Linked DNA regions of Mus musculus: region 1 is linked to region 2. Evidence: chromatin contacts called from ENCODE Hi-C or POLR2A ChIA-PET data. All regions are on one chromosome and are shown on one strand. The core of a region is the stretch at or near the end of the contact, and the rest is flanking DNA. Distances in the headings are between cores, read along the strand shown.

What was found. Hi-C counts contacts between places; a loop is a spot of excess contacts on that map. ChIA-PET counts read pairs that join two places held with the same protein, here RNA polymerase II (POLR2A).
Region 1: a map of gastrocnemius shows a loop between it and region 2 (2.1-fold over the local background). The contact joins the enhancer-like site here to the promoter of Mkrn2 in region 2. A Hi-C loop is called at or near these places in 1 of 37 maps with a recorded cell type or tissue (gastrocnemius). POLR2A ChIA-PET finds 5 or more read pairs at or near these places in 1 of 5 experiments (embryonic stem cell).

Annotation. Positions count from the first base shown.
Region 1 is chr6:115,692,971-115,700,001 of GRCm38, reverse strand. No RefSeq gene overlaps it. Among named protein-coding and RNA genes, the nearest start is that of Gm38879, 4.7 kb to the left of the region's middle. Within about 2 kb of position 5,386, at least 1 of the 3 ENCODE cell types and tissues checked has a DNase peak (open chromatin) inside an H3K27ac peak, as active enhancers do.
Region 2 is chr6:115,598,460-115,604,773 of GRCm38, reverse strand. Mkrn2 (makorin, ring finger protein, 2) reads right to left here and starts at 2,836. Exons shown (of 8, transcript NM_023290.3): 1 at 2,761-2,836. The coding sequence starts at 2,786.

The DNA.
Region 1 (7,031 bases), core at 4,137-6,636, 93 kb before region 2:
CATATTCTGTTATGTCCTGCGTCCTTGGAAACCACTGATGATGGAAGCCAGTAGAACTGTTTTGTATAGTTACCCACAATGAGCTTGGACCCAAATCAACCACCCAACAGCACTTCCTGCACTTGTGTATAAGTTTTTATGGTATAAGCTGCCCCTGGGATGGACCCCAGCATAAGAGATAATTAACAATAAGAAACTATTTGGAATACGACTTCCATTTTGAGTAGTGGTTGAGTAAAGTTTAAGTTCCCTGGGAACTGACATCCTACTTGTCAGAAAGAGATATGTACGTGGGTAACTGACATCCTGGTTGGCAAATTAAGACATGAATGTTAGACAAGTACCATTCTGACTGACAAGTTAAGACATGAATGGTAGACAAGGCACATCCTCTGGCACAGTTGAATACCCTACCAATGGGAACAGGATAGATGCACAACAAAGACATGACCCTAAGGAAATCCCCTATCCTTAAATCCTGACTGGGTGAAGTATCTTGACACAGATGTTTATGGATTTGGGGCTAAAAAAAACACTGTAGGGGGGCTGGAGAGATGGCTCAGCGGTTAAGAGCACCGACTGCTCTTCTGAAGGTTGTGAGTCTGAAGGTTGTGAGTTCAAATCCCAGCAACCACATGATGGCTCGCAACCATCCATAATGAGGTCTAATACCCTCTTCTGGGGTGTCTGAAGACAGCTACAGTGTACTTACATATAATAAATCAATAAATCTTAAAAAAAAAAAAACACTGTAGGGCAGCTGGAGAGATGGCTCAGTAATTAAGAGCGCTGAGTGCTGTTCCAGAGGTCCTGAGTTCAATTCCCAGTAATCACATGGTGGCTCACAACCATCTGTAATGGGATCGGATGCCCTCTTCTGGTGTGTCTGAAGACTGCTACAGTGTATTCATATACATAAAATAGAATAAATAAATCTTTTTTAAAAGTCCAAAACAAAAAACAACCACCCACTAAAAAAACCGAAACAAAACAAACAAACAAAAGACAAAAACCACTGTAGGCTCTTAACTCCGGGTCATGGTTCAGTTCCTGAATGTGGACCATGTCCCTGGTGATCAGCCCTGGGGTGTGTGCTCAATAGCTCCCCCTGTCTGACTGAGATGGGTGTTCATGTGGTTGGTGAGGAGATTCCTAGACCCCAACACAAACAGTTAGCATATACACACATGCGAGCAAAACGCTCTTACAAAGAAAATAGGATAAATCTTAAAGGAGTTTTAAAATAGAAAATCTTTACTAAAATTAGATAAAAGAAAAATGTAAACATAAAAAAGTTTGGTTTTTTTTTTAAACCACTCATTTCTATATTTAGAAAAACATCTCTGTGTGTTTCTTATGTGTGGCACTAAGATCTACTCCAATAGAGCTACACTCAGACTGGAGTTGCTACAGATCACCTCTGTCATCCCAGGAGTTAAGATGCTAAGACAGAAGAATTACCATGAATTCCAGGCTAACCAGATCTCCATAGCAAACCTTATCTCATTAATAAAATAAAATAAAATAAAATAAAATAAAATAAAATAAAAACCACACGTGACATCACTTGCTGGGTCCTTGTCTGCTCCGGGCGAGTGATGTACAGAAATGAGCACTTAGGGGACATGCAGGAGCCTCAGTGGTTGTCATGACGATCAATGAGGTGTCCACGGATAGCCTGGGCTTAGTCAGGCCGTGCTGGTGGGGACAAATGCATGTGTCTTAGCTGGCCCGGAATGCCCGACTCGGCTCATATTCAGAGCTGAGACCTCGGTGGAGACAGCTGGAATCCCAAGCTCAGCTGAGACAATGGGGCATGGGGCCTCTCCCTTTGGCTTTCCCATGCATTCTTTCCTGGCGGATTCTTGAAGTAGGTAGGAAGATTGAGGTCAAGTTTTGCAAATGCTCTGGCCTAGGTGTGGCCCATCCTTCAATTCTCACTTGAGAAGGTGCCAACCCCTTTTCTTCCTTGTTCAGAGTCATTTACCTACGTGCTGGGCCGAGCCCCAATGGGAACTTAACATTCATTTTCTCTCTGTACTGGCTTTTTTTTTGTAGTGGTTCACACAAATTTATTGTTCCTTGCCAACACTTGCTATTTCGGGAACCACGGCAACCGTTTCACAACACACTTCAATTAACTCAAGATGTTCTATTTAGAACCATCTTCCCAAAGCTTTGCAATGCTGGAGGTCACAAGGGCATCAGTGAACTTGCACAGAGTCACACGGGGAAATATTTTTCTTTTGCCTTGGAACAAGAGACATAAAGATAAGGCTTGAGATGAAGGACAAACTCAGGCCCAGGACAAAACCAAAACCAGAAACAAAACCAAAAGACAGGAAATGATGGTTTCATTTACTGAACCTAAGGAAAATTTAAACCACGGTATTACTTTTAAAATATTTATTTTGTTTTTACTTATATGTGTGTACCTGTTGTGTCCGGCCAGCCGACCACATGTTTTGGGTCCTAGGCTGGAAAGGCATGTTGGAAACCTGGAAGAGAAGGAGGGCTAGGCTGCATGAGATAAGGAAGGAACCAAGACAAAGCTCTCTGCTCAAAGTTCAATTTTAATGTCAGCAAACACGCTCTTTAAAGAAAAGGGGAGGGGCTGGAGAGATGGCTCAGTGGTTAAGAGCACCGTCCAGAGGTCCTGAGTTCAATTCCCAGCAACCATATGATGGCTCACAACCATCTGTAATGAGATCTGATGCCCTCTTCTGGTGTGCCTGAAGACAGCGAGAGTGTACTCAAAAAAAAAAAGGAAAAAAAAGAAAAAGAAAAAGAAAAAGAAAAAGAAAAGGGGAGGCCTGTCCCTGGCCAAGCAAAGTTCCTTTGAAGTAGATAGGTCAGCCTTTTAGTGGGAAGATCGCAGTGTTAACTCCGGGAAGATTCTTGGAAGAGAACCAGTTTGGCCTCTGGCAGGTTGAGCCTCAGGCAGGTAGTAGCACATCAAAGGAGCAGCACAGCAGGTGGCTCTGCTCAAGCATCCGGATGGTCACAGCCAGCCTTGCTAGGCTGGAAAGAGGTAACATGTACCTATGTATGAGTATGTACACCTGAGTGTAGTAACCTCGGAGTCCTGAAGAGGGCGTTGGATTCGCTGGAACTAAAGTTACAGGGAATTGTAAGTTGCCTCACATGGGTACTGGGAACTGAACTCAGAACTTCTAGAAGAACAGTAGGCTCTCTTAACCATTGAACTATCATGCTAGCCCCCAAATATTACTTTTTTGTTTGTTTAACAGCTTTTGTTTTTGAGACGAGATCTGATTTTGTACCTGCTATTGACAATCTGGGCTAAAGTCTGTATCCATAGGGTGAGTTCATCTTCTTTGGTGGGTGAGATTACCAGAAGGGATACGTGACACCTGTGCTCTTGGAGGATCTGCCTTCAGTTCAGCCAGGGAAGTTTCCTTGCATTTGTTCCTAAAGTCTAAAGAGGCCTGGTTTGGAGTGTTTTTCTGAATGTGTGCACACTCAGGCTGACCAGCATCCAAACACCAAAAGCTACCTTTCAGTGCTCCCTCTTCCTAGAAACTATCAGCTCACCCGCCTCTCTATAGCCTGCATTTATTTCTCTCCGTGCTCACCCAGAGGTGAGTGTTTGGAGGCTTCTAGATTTCACTGGTTTTAGAATATTCATTTCCCTCCATATGATGCTCCCAGGTGTGTCATATACTACAAACTTTTCACTCTGTTTCCCTCTGTTCATGGTTCGTTCTCTCTCTCTCTCTCCCTCTTCTCCCTCTCCTTCTCCCCCCCCCCCCTCTTCCCCCTGACTCTCTCCTTCCCTTCCTACTCTCCTCCTCCTGCCTCCTCCTCTTTTTTAAAAAAATAGGAACTCACTATATAAACCTGGTTGACCTGGAATTCATTACGTAGAGCTGGTTGCTTCAAAATCACAGAGATCTGTCTGCTTTAGCCTCTTGACAGCCAATTCTTTATATTCCTGGGCATGGATGTAGTACTCAGTGTAAACACAGATAGATAGAAAGACAGACAGACAGACAGATAGATAAATTGCTTAGAGTGAGACCACAGCATACCAACACTAATTCACACTAAAATCACTCTGGGGAACAATCTTAGTGTACCTCAGGGGTAGAGCCCTTGCCTAGCATCTTCAAGGTCCTGGGTTTAATTCCCTGGTTTGACTCTGCACTCTTAATGAAGTATAATGATACTATGTGATGTTTGGGGAAATCACTCTTCGTCTCTGAGCCTCTGAGTCCTCATCTGTAAAACGAAGAAACAAATCCCCACAGGATTGGCTCCACCACCTCTAAAGGGCAATGCACACCTGGACATTTGCTTGCCCCGAGGGTCAACTAGTGGCTGTCAGGGTTCCTGGAATCAGGAGAATTGAACAGGTGGCACATGAGTGTGTGGCTGAAGCCCAACTCCCTAGCCCCCTTCCCCCTTAGTCTTCTCCCTCAGTCTGAGCTACAGTGAAACCTTAAAAAGCTTCCCAGCACTGGCCCTCCCAGCACATCAGCGGCTAGCTGAGTGCCCCACCTATACACTTCTGCCTTCCCTGGTCTGAGGGTTCAGGGGGCACAGGGTTTTGTCTTGTTTTGTTTTGTTTTGTTTTGTTTTGTTTTAACAGAACTCATGTCTTGTGTAAGGGACTGCTTCCAGCCAGCACTCTGCACATGCCTGTCCCGTGAGGTCGAAGCTATTGTTAGCCTCTAGTCCGGGGTGAGGGAGCAGAGGCATGGAGTCACTCAACACCTGACTCGGGCCATAGATGAGATGCACCCGGATTTACGGCTCCAGAAGTAAGCAACACATGGCTTACTTTGGGGAATGCAAGCTTTCTCTTACTTATTTTTTGTCAATATAAACAAATATTTGTTTTTCTGGTATTTAAAATAAACCAAAAAACCAAAAACAAAAAAGTGTGGAAGCCGGCTATGTAGGTTCGTGCTTGTGAGTCCAGCACTCGCGGGTCGAGGGAGGAGGGTTGCCACCTCGTAGGAGCGTAGGAGCAGTAGCAGTGGATACCTGCATTCTCAGCTCTGGTCGAGGCAGCTGAGGTGCGTAGCACGGAAGCTAAGCTTGGGATAAGGCCAGCGGGTCCAGGACCTTCCAAAATGTGGGATATAGGATAACCAGGGTCTTATTCATTTGTGAGAAAAGGTGAAAGTAGTTGCAAGCTTGTGGCCGGTCCCTAGGAGGCAGAGGATCCTCCTGCGCTCATCCACAGGGCCCCCCCAGATCCAGCCTGAAACCAACCGCAGTCTCCGCCCTCCCAGTAAATAGGCGTCGCTATTCTAGGCAAGGCCCAGGATAAAAATACTTGCTATGTTCTGCAAGGTTTTTTTTTTTTAAGTCATGAAAATAACAGTGCAGTAAGCTGTCTATTTTTGGTTGGTGCCTGTTGGCACGTGTTCAAAGTCATGGCCCAAATGAGATCTATTTAGAAACAGGTCACCGCAGTTTGTGGGTGTATGGAGGGGCCTCAGACCTGAACCTCGAGCAGAGGGAGAGGAGGCCAGCCTCTGGGCAGGCCTGAGCATCCATGTGTGCCCTGCTTCTTAGCCAAGTTCTTAGGGGTGAAGACTCCACTCCGGCCTGAGGAATCCAACCTTAGGGTGGGACTGGGGTGTGAGAATGTTCCCCAACTTCTCTATAAACCGGCTGATCACACGGCTGCATAGCAGCCTGGCAGATATTCCAGTTGGGGCCCAGCATCTGGGACTGGGCTGGGTTTTTCCAGCCTCAGTGGACAAGAGGGTGCTCCTGGAGGCTGAGAAAAGATCATCTCTGTTAGATGGCTTCATGCAGATGTGGAAAGAACCTGCCCAGGCCTGGGTTTCGGTCTTGGCCCTGGGCCTCCTGGCAGTGTGATGTTAGACAGGTCACTTCACCTCTCCACCTTTTGCTTTTTTCTTTTAGTAAAATGGAGATAATAAAGCCAAGCTTAGAAGAAAGTTGGATGATTGATGTAGATGGTACATTTTAAAGATTATGGTTCATATGGGATGGCTACCATGTCTGGTTTCCTGATTATAGGAGCAGGCGTTCTCTTTCTAACCAGTCTTTTAGGGTCACCTTTCAGTAACAACAACAACAATAACAATAACACAACTATGTGGTATTATGTGCCAGGCATTGTTCTAAATACTTTCCTTATACAAACACACCTCTTTTTTTTTTTTTTTTTTTTTTTTCCATAGCAGCCCAATGAAACAGGCCCTGTGTGATCCTCCTCTCACAGACGGGGACAGTTGAGGCTCAGAGACGGACCGTTTAGCTTGGTGTTGTGGTCTAAGACTGAGGTAGAAGGATCAGGAATTCAAGGTCATATTTAGGGAATTTGAAGGCAACCTGGGCTACATGAGACTCTGTCTCATATAAACAGAAACAAACAAGAGGTTAACACCTTTGCCCTCGGTCACACAGGCAGCAGGTGACAGATCCAGGCCTCAAAACCACAGTCACACGTGGCTAACCACAAGCTATTGGTTCTTTCTTAATTATAGCTGGTTTCTTGAGCCTTCCACAGGAGAGGGCAGGCACAGTCAAGATAGTTGCAACACTCAGGTACCACAAAGAATCTTAAAAGGTCAGCCAGACTCTCTGGTTTTAACCCTTAGCCTTTCCCAGGCAGCAGTGCACACCTGGCTGGGTGTGGTGCAAGCCTATTAACCTTAGCACTTGGGAGATGGAAGCAGGGTGATTAGAAGGAGTTTAAGGTCGTCCTTAGCTACCTCATGAGTTCAAGGACAGCCTGAACTGCTTGAGACCCAGTGTAAAAACAGGCAAAGAGAAAACAATGGGGCTGGAGAGATGACTGATGGCTCGGTGGCTAAGAGCACTGACTGCTCTTGCCGAGGACCTGGGTTTGATTTCTCACATACCTGGCAGTTACAGGGGATCAGATGCCCTCTTCTGGCCTCCTTGGGTACTACACACATGTGCTACACATGCAGGCAAACACATAAAAATAAATGAATAAATAAATAAATAAGCAGCAACAAAGAAAAATACTTTAAGAAGATGGACATGGGGGCCAGTAGGAA
Region 2 (6,314 bases), core at 1,587-4,086:
CTATGAGCCACTATACCAATGGTAGAATTGAACCTGGTCTCTCTGCAGAAGTAGTCAGCATCCTTAACTCTCCAGTCCCGTCCTTCATACCCTTTTATAAGGAAACCTCCTTTTCATACATTTTTGTGAGAATGAGAACATGTGAAAACTCTGAAATGTCCTGCAGTTGAGCCCGGGGTCTAAGACTCAATGCTGGCTTCACACCTGTGTCACTCTGACGCTAACCCTGGGGAAAACCTGACAATACCAAGGTCGTTTCACTGTGGAAGATGTTCATAGAGTTGACAGATCTCAAGGTTGTGATGGATGCTACTGACTGCAGATCACTGAGGAGACAAATCTCCTGTCACAACTGTGAGGGAGAGGTGGGAAGACCCATCCTGAGTGTGGAGGTGTCGATCCTTAGGCTGGGGCCCAAGACTGAATAAAAAGGGAAGGGTGACCTCGGCACCAGCACTCTTTGCTGTCTGAGTGTATGAGGTCAGCTACAACAAGCTCCTGCCACCATGCCTTCCCCTCTGTCATGGGCTGTACCTGCAAACTGAGAGTCAAAATACAGCCTTCCTTCGTTACATGCTTCATCCAGGTATAGCACTATACAGCACTACACATTCTATGACTTGACAAGGCAGCAGAAAGAAGACCACAAACACTAGTCAACCCATCTAGCCCCAGCATTCCAACTCTTACCTGCACCACATCTTGGGTTCTCTTATTTGTGAGACAGAGCTAAAACTATCTCCGGGTACAAAGGGGGAGAATCAAAATGGCCGGGCTTAAGCATTACATGAAGGTTTTGTAGACACGTGTCTTAGGAAAGCCTTTAAGTGGTAGAACTAAAAAGCATCTAGGAGTCGGGCAGTGGTGGTGCACGCCTTTAATCCCAGCACTCGGGAGGCAGAGGCAGGCGGATTTCTGAGTTCGAGGCCAGCCTGGTCTACAGAGTGAGTTCCAGGACAGCCAGGGCTATACAGAGAAACCCTGTCTCAAAAACAAAAACAAAAAACAAAACAAAAAAACAAAACCATCTAGGTGTGGTGGCAATTAATTCTTGCATGGGAAGGAGAGGTAGGCAGATCTGAGTTCAAGGCCAGCCTGATACATATAGAGAGTTTCAGGATATACACAGAGAGACTCTGTCTCAAACAACAAAACTGTAAACAAGCAGAGTTTTAGAGGTTATTTTCTAAGTAGCTTGAGTCTGCTTTAAAGGCCACTGTGGTAGGAACACGTCCTCCTGCAGACGGAAGGGAGTAAGTACCCATTCACTCATCCTCAACAGAGACGTTCTAGTAGCGATGACCTGCAAGCACTGTTACAGGACTGCCGAAAAGTTCCCATTGCTGTGATAAATCACCAGGACCTAAAGCGACTTTGGGAGGAGAGCTTAGACTTGTAGGTATCTTCTACTTAAGTGTCTTACTCCATCACTATGGGAGGCCAGTGCAGGACTCCAGGCAGGAGCTAATGCAGAAGCAAGGAGAGTGCTGTTGACTGGCTTGACCCTCTTGGCTTGCTCAGCCTTTCTTACTGCACCCAGGACCACTAGCCCAGAGGTGGCACCACCCACAGTGAGCTGGGTCCTCCCACATCAGTTATCAACCAAGAGGTTCCCTCTTCCCAAATGATGATGTCTCATGTCAACTTTGTCAAGTTAACACAAAACTAGCATATGCATACACACAGACACACACAGACATACACAAACTGCAGTTTTCTGATTACTACTTAACATAAACCACCTGGGACCTTGGTACATGGTTCAACCCTTAATATCTTAAGTCGAACAGAACTCTTCATAAAGGTATTAGTTCTAGGAGTCTGCACTAATGAGAAATAACAAGGTCATTAAATGCTTACCACATATCCAAACTACATCTCAATTTCTTAATTTACTGAAACCAACTAAAGTCTGTATAAGCCGAGGCTCCTTTAATCCAAAAAGCTTGGGCTCAGGAGAGTCTTTAATTTTTTTTGTACTTTACAGTATTTTCATGTACATAAGGTCTTGGGGATAGTACAAGAGTCTAAACACAGAATTCATCATTTCACATATGCTTATACACATACCCTGAAAAAGTTCTCTGTGTAGCCTTTGCTGTCCTGGACTCCCTCTATAGACCAGGCTGGCTTCAACTAACTGAGATCCACCTGCCTCTGCCTCCCAGTGCTGGGATTAAAGGCGTGCGCCACCACCGCCCGCCTTCTATTTAGGTATCTTAAGAGTATTGGATTTTGGAGCCTTTTGAAATTTGGGTTTCCACAGTCGGGATTCTCACAAGCCTTACTTCCCAAGCTGCACCTCCTGAGCATGCAAACTCACAGGACTAGACCCCAATGACAGCCACAAGCTCGTCACCAAGTTAGTACGTTGCTACTCAACCCAACTATTTTTGTTTCAAAATAGTAGTCACGGAATAGTTTTCTGCTTTCCACTTCGTCTAACAAGCCGCCTTTCTGTTCCTAAATGGGTGTCGCTTTACCTCTGGTGGCCTCGGTTTCCTGCATCTCGAAATGGGACTCTTCGGAGGCTCAGTGGTGATGCTGGATAAGAAATGCGACCTGCCCGTGTTTCCCCGCAATCGCCCTCGCTCACTCTCTGCAAGTCGCGGTTGCAGCAGCTCTTGCCGCTCTAGCCTCTATGCGGCCTTCCTGCGCGTTATCCGCGCTGTCCGCCCCCCGCCACCGCCCGCCTCGGCCCCTCGCCTCCCTCCCTGGCTGCCCCGCAGCGCCCAAGGCCCAGAGGGGCCGCGCACTCACCTGCAGGTGACCTGCTTGGTGCTCATGGCGGCGGGGCCACGGGCTGGAGTCGCACTGAAACCTCAGAGCCGCCAGCGCCGTGGCCCAGCCCGGCCCCGCCCCGCCCTTCCCCGCCCCGCCCCGCCCCCCGCGGAGTCGCGTCACTCCTGCGCGCGCCACCCTCGTTCGTGCGCTACTTCTAAGGTGCCGCCCGGAAACCTAACCACCATCACAATGGGTTCCGCCAGGGCCTGGAGCCGGAAGGTCCCTACTCCTTAGTAGTCCGGATCCCAACTTTCTGAGGCTAAGGGTCTGAGCATGTCTAGTATACTGAATTTACCAATCATCTGCGAGGCCCTTACTTCTAGGGTTCGGCCCCCATCTCTCAAGGCAGTCTTTTAAGATGATGATGATGATGATTGATGATGTTAATGATGATAAAAGTAATTTTACTATTTATCTTTATTTTATGATATGAGTGTTTTTGCCTGCATGTGTGGCTGTACACCAAGTGGAATGCAGTGCTGGTGCAAGCCAGAAGAGGGAGTTAGATCACCTGAAACTGGAGTTGCAGACGATTGTGAGTTACCATGTCGGTGCTGGGAACTGAACCCTGGTCCCCAACTAAACAGCCAGTGCTCCTAACCACTGAGCCATCCTCTAGTAAGAATTTTTATTTATTTATTTATTTTTGGATAATTTCATACATGTGTACAATGTATTTGATTATATCCACACCAAATATCCTCTCCCCGTACTGATCTTTTTGTGTACATACATACATACATACATACATGCATACATACATACATACGTACATAACTCAAGGCAGGAATCTGGAGGCAGACACTGAAGCAGTATGTACATATATATAATTTGGATTTTTGCAAACTACAGTTGTGTTATCAGCTTTGAAAAAGTGTCTCCTGGTTTATTGTGTTGAGTTGGCATTGTATAGAAATGAACAGCAGGGGGCTGGAGAGATGGCTCAACGGTTAAGAGCACTGACTGCTCTTCTGAAGATCCTGAGTTCAAATCCCAGCAACCACATGGTGGCTCACAACCAGCCGAAATGAGATCATGAGATCTGGTGCCCTCTTCTGGTGTGTCTGAAAACAGCAACAGTGTACTTACATATAATAAATAAATTTAAAAAAGAAGAAGAAGAAAAAATGAACAGCATAGTACTCTGGAAACATTATGGGTATTCTTTTCATTTTATAGAGGTGGTACACTGTAAAAACAGGTAAGGACTTCTGAATGCTCAGCTCTAAATAGAACATGTGTGCCAATACCCTGACCTTGCTAGCAAGGCTCTGAGAATATCATGGAAGGGGGAGAAAGAATGTAAAAGCTGGAGGGTTGGGAGAGTGCCATGGAATGCTGTCTCCCGACATGACATAGCTTTAGACTTAGGAACACTCAGTAGCTGTGGCTACCTACAAAAGATCTGCAGAAGACTGTGCCCACGGCCAATTGTGGTAGTGCATGCCTGTGATGGTTTGTATGTGCTTGCCCAGAGAATGGCACTATTTGAAGGTGTGGCCCTGTTAGAGTAGGTGTGTTAGTGTGAGTGTGGGCATTAAGATCCTCATCCTAGCTGCCTGGAAGTGAGTCTCCCACTAGCAGCCTTAAGACAAAGATGCAGAGCCGGGCGTGGTGGCTCACGCCTTTAATCCCAGCACTCAGGAGGCAGAGGCAGGTGGATTTCTGAGTTCGAGGCTAGCCTGGTCTACAAAGTGAGTTCCAGGACAGCCAGGGCTATACAGAGAAACCCTGTCTCAAAAAAAAAAAAAAAAAAAAAGACAAAGATGTAGAACTCTCAGCTCTACCTGCACCATGCCTGCCTGGATGCTGCCATGTTCCTGCCTTGATGATAATGGACTGAACTTCTGAACCTGTAAGCCAGCCCCAATTAAATGTTGTCCTTTATAAAACTTGTATTGGTCATGGTGTCTATTCACAGCAGTAAAACCCTGTGCTAGGCCTGACCATGCTTTTGTTTGGAAGAATATAGATTTGGGGACTTTGGATTTGGAAAGCAGTGGAATGCTTTAAAAAGGGATTAGTGGGTTATCCTAGCAGGAATACGGAAGACTTTGTTACTGAGAGTGATTTGAATTGTGCTGACCTGGCCCAAGAGGTTTCAGGGGAGAATTTCAGTTTGTGGGCTAGAGACTGTTTTTGTGGTATTTTTGGTGAAGAATATGCTCTTGTCTGAAGAGTCTGCCTGAGGCTAAAGTGAAGAGACACAGATTGATTGCATTGACAAAGGAAGCCTCAGAAAAGCCCATCATAGACTTTGTTTTCTGGTTAAGCCTCATGAAGAGCATTTTAAACAAGTGCAGCCAGCTGATAATGGAAAAATATAAAAATATATGGTTTGAGTATTAAAGGGGCACCAGGAAGTGAAATGGAGCTGAAGGATATTAAATTGAATTTAGGGGGTGGTGACTTTGTGGCAAGATCCCACCCAGCTAAATTTAGATCCAGTAGCAGAAGCCTTTAATCCCAGGAGGCAAAGACAAGCAGATCTCTGAGTTCAAGGCCAGCCTAGAACAGAGCAAGTTCTAGGTAGAGAAAAACCTTTTTTTTTTCTTTTTAGGGGGAGTTTTTCGAGACAGGGTTTCTCTGTGTAGCCCTGGCTGTCCTGGAACTCACTCTGTAGACCAGGCTGGCCTTGAACTTGGAAATCCACTTGCCTCTGCCTCCCAAGTGCTGGGATTAAAGGCGTGTGCCACCACCGCCCGGCAGGTGAAGAAAAACTTAAATCCAGGTTTGGTGGCCCACACCTTTAATCCCAGTGTTTAGGAGACAAGCATGCAGATCTCTGAGTTCAAAGTCAGTCTACAGAGCAAGTTCCAGGATAGCCAAGGTTAGGTAGTGAAGGAGTTAGAAAACAGAAAGCTAGTTAGTGATAATGTAATAGAACATGGGGCCATGTTCCAGCCCCAGCAAGCAGCAGAACTTGGCAGCTTTGGCCACATGGCTCTGGCTTTAGAGTCCAGAATTAAAGGGACTACTGGGAAAATTGATGCTGGTTATCTGGAGCTAAGAAATTAGTGGTGATTTAGAAGAGGCCAGCATCACTGAGGTGAAATCTTCTGGGAAGTGTCTTCTGAGAGCACAAAGAAGCTGTGTTCCAGAGATAGCCAAGGTTGTACCTCATGCTGCAGCTGGACTTGGTAATGTGTAAGAGTCACCCAGGGGGTACTGGTTTTGAAGGCATGAAGGGGTCATGAAGAGCAGCTGATGCTTGACACTGTGAGAGGCCATGGAAGGCCATTGGTGAAAGTGCCAATTGGAGCCCTTTGGAGGAGCAAAGAAGATCATGTGTGGATCCCAGGCATTGAAACAGAAGCTGTAACATTGACGTGTTGCCTCAAGATATTTGATATGCCAGAGCTGTGGTCGATCTGCTGAGGAAAGCTGCTAAAAAGCAGTGGAACCAGACTAGGAGAAAGTTTGTTACTGTCAACAAAGATGAAAAAGGTGTTGGAGATACAAAGACTGCTTTGACACCAGCCATGGAGATGCAGTTTGGAGTTTGCCCAGTTGGTTTCCAGTCTTGCTTT